2 separate regions of the Homo sapiens genome follow, and region 2 is linked to region 1. Evidence: read pairs that join two places in POLR2A ChIA-PET (ENCODE). Cell type or tissue: OCI-LY7. All regions are shown on one strand. Each heading gives the region's core, and the rest is flanking DNA. Links, peaks and the distances in the headings are about the cores only. Region 1 has its middle 8.3 kb from the start of LINC01991. Region 2 holds the start of LOC124906316 (a long non-coding RNA gene).

The links. ChIA-PET counts read pairs that join two places held together with the same protein. Peaks named below come from ENCODE experiments on the same cell type or tissue, not always from the same donor. Only the 100,000 strongest peaks of a DNase experiment are listed, where the experiment ranks them.
Region 2: POLR2A ChIA-PET joins it to region 1 with 5 read pairs; 1 of 35 experiments calls an interaction of 5 or more read pairs at or near these places.

Annotation. Positions count from the first base shown.
Region 1 is chr3:187,982,493-187,986,889 of GRCh38, reverse strand. No RefSeq gene overlaps it. Among named protein-coding and RNA genes, the nearest start is that of LINC01991, 8.3 kb to the right of the region's middle. RefSeq lists an enhancer at 55-349. In OCI-LY7, for the core only: no CTCF peak of the experiment used is centred there; no DNase peak of the experiment used is centred there; H3K4me3 peaks cover 342 bases; H3K27ac peaks cover 3,538 bases.
Region 2 is chr3:188,644,950-188,649,346 of GRCh38, reverse strand. All of the region lies in intron 7 of LPP (LIM domain containing preferred translocation partner in lipoma), which reads right to left. It overlaps LOC124906316 (a long non-coding RNA gene), which reads left to right and starts at 3,043. Exons shown (of 5, transcript XR_007096213.1): 1 at 3,043-3,272; 2 at 3,867-3,983. In OCI-LY7, for the core only: no CTCF peak of the experiment used is centred there; a DNase peak (open chromatin) is centred at 2,596.

The DNA.
Region 1 (4,397 bases), core at 267-4,266:
GTTCTGGAAGACATCCCTGGGTAGGCAGGGAGTTCCCCACGAGATGAGGTGGAGGGAGTCATGGAGAAGCACTCAGGCCCCTGTTCACTTGCACCGTTTCAGAGCCAGGAACCAGCTAGGGCCAACCCCTTTTTATTTTGGAGTCATCCTTCATCAGATATAGTGTTAACTCACTTCCTTTTTAGCCCCTACCCCGTTCCTACCACCACCACCTCCTTGCTTTAGTCACTGGAGCTGAGTCATCCTTCGAGCCTATTCCTGTCTCCCCGCACTGTGTCAGGGTGAAAGGGTTTGAGCATGAGCCACTGGGCATGGACATTCCCATCTGCTGGACAATCTCTGTGACTTCAGGAAAGAAGAGAGAAAAGGAGCTGATGTAGCCTGGGTACCTCCTGTGTGCCACGCCAATGCCAGACTCATCAACATTTATGTCTTGTCACAATTGTCTTAGGCAGTGGTGTTATCCTCAGATGGGGAACATGAGGCTCAGTGAGGTTCAGTCATTTTCCCAAGGCCACACAGACCTGAAGGATTTCAAAGTTTACACTATTTCCAATATATTACTTTGCCTCTTTACATCATCTCTGGGAAAGGATGGCATTTGATTCAACTCACAGTTTAGTACCTACTATGTGCAACACACTGTGCCAGAGGGGTTAATAGAGGGTTCCTGCTGTCAAGGAGCTCAGCATCTCATGATGGAAACCTTTGATCCTTAGATTTATTCACTCAATATTATTTGAGTACTACCTACAGGCAGAGCCCTCTTGGGGGATATGGAGATAAATAACCCAGGATCTCAGCCCTGGCACACAATAGCACTGAGCACAGGATGCTGTGGGAAAACAGAGGAAAGGATATTTAATAGTCTATGAAGAATTCAAGGAAGACATTGCAGAGCTACTTTTAGACTGACATTGAAGAGTGAGTGTTTTGATAGACAAAGAATCTGGGACAGGAAAACCAGCGCTGTAGAAACTACAAGCACACTGAAGGGAAGTACAAGAAACATCAGGTATAAATAGAGAGTGGGAGTGGCTGGCAGATGATGGGTAGTTGTTGAGCAGTTGAAAGAAGCTTTGAAAGCCCCACTCACAAGAGAGGAATTCCTGAAGTCTTGAATAGTTGCTCATTCTTCTGTTGACCCATCAGCTCTTCATTGCATGTTTCCTCTACACTAGGTGCTGGGCAAAGTGTTGAGGTACAGTGGAGGCTAAAAAGTACGAATAGGGCCAGGTGCAATGGCTCACACCTGTAATTTCAGCACTTTGGCAGGCCGAGGCAGGTGGATCACCTGAGGTTGGGAGTTTGAGACCAGCCTGACCAACATGAAGAAATCCTGCCTCTACTAAAAATACAAAAAAAAAAAATTAGCCAGGTGTGGTGGTGCATGCCTGTAATCCCAGCAACTCAGGAGGCTGAGGCAGGAGAATCGCTTGAACCCGGGAGGCGGAGGTTATGGTGAGCCAAGATCACACCATTGTACTCTGGCCTGAACAACAAAAGTAAAACTGTCTCAAAAAAAAAAAAAAAAAAAAATATATATATATATATATATATATGGATAGTCCCCAACATCAAGGTGGTCAAAGACTCATCAGACGGCCACAGTTCAATGGATGCTTGCAAACTGGGATAGTGTTGAGAAGGAAAGACAGATGGTGTGAGAGACCACAGAACAGGAGGAATTGTTTTAGGGGAGTGTTGATGATAAGAAAGGGGTTATTTGAAGAAACTGGGTTTAAGCTGAATCTGAACACTGAATAGGAGTAATTACATCAAGTGTGAGTGTGAGTGTGTGTGTGTGTGAGTGTGTGTGTGTACGCGTTTGTGTGTTGAGAGAGTGGCTGGGGTAGGGGATAGGGACAGGGAATAATACTGCTTCAGAAGGATGCTATTAACAAAGAGAAGACAATTGATATAACAAACATTCTAGTAAAATAACAGCATAGGGTGGCCGGGAAACTGGTGGCACCTTGCCGGGGTCCCTGAATTCAATTATCCAGGCCATGCCTTTGTGTTCATCCTGGGAAACAGCTGCTAAGCCCTGGTCTCAGAGCTTTCACTGACTTCCACTCCTGGATTTTGCTGTGTGACTAGGATGTTTGTTCCTCAGAGTCTTCATCTGTAGAGTGGAATAGAACACACTTACGTGACTTTCAGAATACAGAATCTAATAAAAAGTGACAAGATACAAGTTGTCTATAGACATTCATTCAACAAGTTGGAGTTGATGTTTAGAGTGAGAGAGGAGCTTTGGAGCTTTAATTACACACACACACAAACACACACACACACACACACACACACAAACACACACACACACACACACACACAGAGGCCAGGACTTAATATTGTCAGCCTCTAGTAGACAGATGTGGGTATTCATTTCCATACTCACATATCTCTAAATAAAGAGGTGGGCTCTGAAGAGCTGCAGGGCACTGACACCATCACTGTGCTCCTCGGCATGCTCCTGAAAAGAGAAAACTGTCTTCATTTTCTCTCTCTCTCTCTGTTTTTTTTTTTTTTTTTTTTTTTTTTTTTTTGAGACGGAGTCTTGCTCTGTAACTCCCGGGCTAGAGTGCAGTAGCACGATCTTGGCTCACCACAACCTCTGCCTCCCCGGTACCAGCGATTCTCCTGCCTCAGCCTCCTGAATAGCTGGGATTACAGGCACCTGCCACCATGCCTGGCTAATTTTTGTATTTTTAGTAGAGACAGGGTTTCACCATCTTGACCAGGCTGGTCTCGAACTCCTGACCTCGTGATCCATCAGCCTCAGCCTCCCTAATTGCTGGGATTACAGGCGTGAGCCACCATGCCCGGCCCATTTTTTCTTGATTTGTAGCACCCTTTTTCTTCCTGGGGCTACAAAGGGGTTTCAGTTTGGAGCCAAAGTGCATCAGACACAAGCATTAGTGTGTGAACTGAGACTAGAGTCCAGATTTCCACAGCACTGGACTGCCACTTTCTGGGAGCCAAAGCCCTGGCAGTCTTCCTGTTTGTTGTACAAGAGCCTAAGAATGCTCAGACTCTGTAACCTTCAGAGACAAATGAGAAAACATTTCCATGTTATTTGATAAGTTCCCATCCCTGAGAGCTTGACAGCCTGACAGAATGTCACTGTGCTGTAGGAACAAGTGTCCTGAAGTTGGAGCATAGCATTTTGATTTCTAGCTTTGGTTCTGCCATAGGCTGTGTGACCTTGGACGTGGTCATGTCCACAATCTGAGGCCCTGTTTCCCCATATCTAAAGCAAGGTGGGTGGTACGTGATTTTTGAGTCTTGGTAGCCTTGACATGCTATGCTCCTAGGACATGAAGCTCTCCCAGAAGGACACTGGGTGGCATTTAACCTGGCCTTGACCTACCAGTCGCCTATGTTTATTGTCTGGAAGAGCCTTCTCTCTTTCTTGCTGGTGTTCTGTCACCTAAAACCAAACTACAAACAAGTTTTCTCCACAACACTTTCAGTACCAGCATTTCATAGATAATTTCTAGATAGTTTCAAGATTTTCTGTTGAGAAAGGCCCAGTGGCTCTAAACTGATGTCAAATTATATTTGATGCATAATACAGGCAGTGTAGTGTTCAATCAGTACAGGCTAAGGGAAAGGTGATGAACAGCATGATCAAGAGTAGCTGGGGTGGAGATGGGCAGATGGATTGATTTGGTCCAAACAGCCAATCATTAGAGCTTTCTCTTTTATCTCTACTATCCAATACTCTCCTTCCAAGTTTCTAGCTAAGAACAAACTTGCCTGACAGATAAGTTTGCTTGTGAAGATTAATGTTTTTCTTTTCAAGATATTCACAATGATGTGTGCAAATGTATGTGTGCATATAGCTTATATTCAATACTTTTTTTTTTTTTTAGATGGAGTCTCACTCTGTTGCCCAGGCTGCAGTGCAGTAGCATGATCTCAGCTTACTGCAACCTCCATCCCCTGGGTTCAAGCAATTCTCCTGCCACAGCCTCCTGAGTAGCTGGGATTACAGGTGTGTGCCATCACACCTGGCTAATTATTTGATTTTTTTTAACATCACCTGATTTTGATTACATCTATGATTCCTGCAATTGGTCCAGAGCAGGGAAGGAAAGTGACAAAAACCTTAATACTTAAGAAAGCCTTTTATAGAGGGCTTTTCTGATCTCTCCTCTACTGAAGACTTTTAGAAAATAAGAAAGTAGACATCATCCTCCCAACTTAAATCAAGGCAACCCCAATTCATGTCACTTCCTTGGATGCTCATGATAACTCTGTGAGGTCGGTAGGCCTGGATGAGGAAACAGAGACTCTGAAAGTCACCCAGCTAGCAGGTTGCAGCAGTAGACTCCAACTGCTACCTTAAAAAAAAATATGTAGTTGTGTAAGTCTCAGGAGAGCATGCGCAG
Region 2 (4,397 bases), core at 209-4,208, 660 kb before region 1:
AACCCCTTTGTCCAAGGATATATTTTTCTTTGGCTTGAGTGTTTACAATGTAACCATAATCCTAGTTAAGCATCATCCTTTACCTGTAAATGCTACTGTCAGAGCATGACATACTGGAAACTTAAAGCTATTTTAAATGTAGGGCTTTGAGAAATAAAAAAACTAATTAGCTTCTCACTATCAATATTTTTTTGCATTTGAAATTTCCTTTGTTGAGTTTACTTAAAATATGGAATATCCTTTGTGAAAATGGAACATTCCTGCTATTAAACTGAAAATGACAATGACGATAGCACTTTGACAAGATAACACAGTGATAAAAACATTTTGTAGCAAACACTTCATATGCCAGAATTAGAATCAAGCAAACACTCTTTTCCCTTCCTGAAGCATTACAGAAAAGAGGAAAAACCTTTTTAGAGAGGAAGAAAAAATATTTTTTGACATGTGCATCTTAGCTTGGTTACAAGAGCTAAGAAACCAATACAACCTAGCAACATGCTGGCCCAAACTGGCCAACAATAAAATAGAAAGGGGAAAAAATAAACCTCCAGTGCCAGATCCATCTCAAGTGGAAATTTTCTTGGTGCTTGAGCACCAGAGTCATCATTAAACTCTGGAGAAATTCCCCAGCCTCAGGAACACTGGAAACAAATACCCAAATGAGGGTACTATTTATTTAAAATAAGGGTACCATACTCAAAGTGATTCAAGAAGTATGAAGGCTAGATAGAGCAAATGAAGGAATGAATGAAGGAGAGACAAACAGGACAGAAGACAGAGATCTTACTGCAGTGGGCCAGAGATGATATCTGGGTGTCTGGATACGACGTGAGTGCAGCAGTACACATGAACAGCTCATGGTTCCCCACCAATCCTCCTTGATGAGTATTCATTGTCTGAAATGGAAACCTCATAAGCCAGTTATGAGCACTAAGCAGGATCTAACTTCCCATCCTGATTTGGCATTATGTAAACCTCTGTGAGCTCAATGGATTCCCAGGGGCCTAAGGTCTTCATCTATGGAGTGGGAGTAAGGCATGATCCTTTAGGAGCCTTTGCTAGTGGTGAAAAGAATTCACCATCCCTATGTAGCCCATAAAGATTGTAGAATCACATGATGGCTCGTTTTTTCTAAGTAATACTTAGTGAAAGTTTAATCTAAAGTCAACTACATCATGTGCTCAAGTCAACTAAAGTACTACTATAATGCAGAGCACCAACATATTAATGGAATATGAGGAAGGTTCCATTAAAATTTTCCTATTTATGTAGTGTTCTATTGTCCAAAAAGTACTTTTTCATTGAGTCTCATGTTTGAACCTCACAACAAGCAGAGTGAAAAAGGTCTAATGATTATTCCAGATTTACAAATGAGAACATTGAGGCTTAGTAAGACCAAACGATGTAACTGAAGACCCATCTTTGACCACAGGCCTTATGTGCTGACCATATCCCACAGCTTTTTTCATCCAGTCTTCCCTCACCTTTAATTATGAAAGAGGAACACTTTTTGAGAAAAATATGCTAAAGTAGCCACGATAGAGCAGAGAAGGATCAGGTCAGGACAGCTGTGATACATTACAGAAATGACCGGCAGTGACTCTTCTTCAAAGAACGTGTTTGAGGTAAGCTCAGGTGCTCAGATGCTCTCTCTTAAATCCATGCAGACAGGGTGGAGGTGATGCTTGTTCTGAGGTCCCCATAATAGCCAGGACTAATGTGAATGCACTCTCTGTCTCACATCCACACCTCCTTTATTGTCTCTTGAAAGTACACAAAGGGGACCATAGGGAATGGCAGGGAAAGCTTTCTTAACCTTGGAAAGGCATTAGTACCAGCTGTGTCCTGAGGTATAAACACGCTAAGTCAAACAAAACCCAAGAGAGGGCAGGAGAAAAGGAACAAGTGAATCAAGTCTTCTGTTTACAGTCCTTGCAGGCAAATATTTTTTTTTTTCAACTAATGAAAGATCCATTCATGAAGCCCTATCTCCCAATTAAGCGGGCACTTTCCATCAGGCACCGCAGCAGACGCTCTTTACCGGATCAAGCCAGGCCCCCGGATACAGTGAGCCCTGTGTGAGGACCACAGCTGGCATCCCAAAGTCAGCAGAGTCCTGCACAGGGTGGGCCCAGGTCAGAGCTGGATGGTGGGAAATGCAGTGTGTTCACCTCCACCCTCTTCTGCAAGTGAGCTTACACAGGGAAATCCAGAGTAGAAGTGAACAGTTCAAAACAGGGGTTCCAACTGTTAAGAAGAAGGGTGAGTGGATGAAAAGAAGTAAATATTAGTTGAATACCTATTATGGGCCAAGAACTAGGCCAGACACTGGCATGTTATCTAGCTCAATTAACAGCAACACTCTGCTTGGCACATATTCACAGTAAGGCTCAGGCAGGGGAAGCAACCTAGCTAGACACAAATGTCCAGGAAGTGGCAATGAGATGTGTATTGAGGTTGCAATGATTCCAGAGACTGTATTTGTTTGTTCCTTTTATAGCTTCCTGATGATTTGTTCGGTTTATGCATCTAAGCTTCAGCACCATGTGATAGAAAGGGAACTTGTGTTTTGTTCCTAGCTGAGAAACTTTTTGGCTTTCTGCCAAATGTGGGGCATCAGTTGAGGTGATTTCTAAGGAACATTTAAGATCTGGTAATGTTCTAATTCTGTGGCATATAGGAGCTTTTTGTACTTAAATGTAGCAAGATATCAGTGGTTTTGAGGTTGTGCCCCACAAAATACCAATTTGCTTTGGGTAATTCTGTATGCACATCCTTGCCTTTATAGGCAACCTGACTCCTACGGGCCTCAGTTGCATCATTAGTAAAACAGATAACAAAAACTCTGCCTACAATCATTCAAAAATATGCAGGGAGAACCAACTGAGTTTATAGTACTTTGTATGCAAAGAATTATTTTACAGATAAAATCAGCATCATTGTTCTTCCAGGGGCTAGCTTATAGGGTTCCTGATCATTCACTGGTAGCCAGGACTGCCTCCGTAAACAGAACTTTGGGTATGGTTCTGTTTACCATATTATGCTCCAGGTGACCAGCTGAGGTTCTGGCTGACCATCCTTGGTCACTCCCTGACTAAGGAATAAATCCTGAAGGAAAAAGAAGAAAACACTGATACTTTTACCCTAGGGTGAATGAATGAAGCTATGAAAGTATCTGTCCCTAGCAGGCTGAAACACAATATCCATAATATCATTTCTTCCTAACAACAACCCTGATAAAAAGAAAAAATATTTTCTTCATTTTACAGGTAAGGACATATAACAATGTCAAAATCGGAAGAAATCTTAGACATGATTTCATTTATTTCTCTGTTTAGATTTAGGAAAACTGAAAGCCAAGTCTTGGAATATGTAGGCAAAGCTTTAAAATATAAAGAAAATATAAAGATAAGGTCAGAATTCTACTTTTACCTAATGATTATAAACATTTTTTTTCCTGAAAATTTTGCTTAGATTCAGATCCATTTGTCTGATATAAATTATTTAAGGAATTTATTTTCTGTTTTTTTTTTTGAACTTATATTTGTCAATCAGGGCATGACAAACTTTGCAATCCTCTCAGGGTAAAAGAAGTATATAAAAATTTTCTTATAAATGCACTATCCCTTTAAAAATATTTTCCTATGAACAAGAAAAGAAGGGCTCAGTAGGTTTATCTGAAGCTACTCTGGGTTACAAAGGAGGGCACTGGCAAAACTGATATTAAAGAGAAGGGATCCACGTTCCCACACTGTAGGTATTACTGCGCATTTGTCTCCTAATGAAAAGTGACCTTGTACTCCATGCACGAGACCACACCTCACATAACAACATCTGATTTTGAGCCTTATATTTCTTAACAGGGATGAGGACAGGACCCCGAATACAGATGCTTCAGATGCTTCTGAAAATCATATTTATGAAGAAGTGCTTAAGCACTGAGGATGGCCATCCAAATGGAGAGACGACTGAAGAGATTTGTGAGTATTGTCTTCAACGTATCTAAAGAAAGCATACAAACAAAGGTGCTTTTCCTCTCTCTCTCTCTCCAACCCTTCCTTATTTCTTTCCTTCCATTAAGGAAAAAAAAAAAAAGTTCTAGAACTGAGAAGTAGGACAAGGGTTTAGAAATAATGGGAAAGAGCTTTCACTTATTCAAATATAAAAGTACTTGCTTTGGAAGGTAATAAGCATCACATCACTGGAAATAGTAATTACAACGATAATAAAAATAACCAGTAACTGAGTACATACTATTTTCCAGAAGCGGCTAGGTATTCACATGTATTTCTCATTTACTCTTTACTATAATTCTATATGTAGATGCCATCGTACCATTTTGCAAACAAGAAAGTGGAAGTTTAGAGAGCTTCAATAATTCAAGGTCACACATA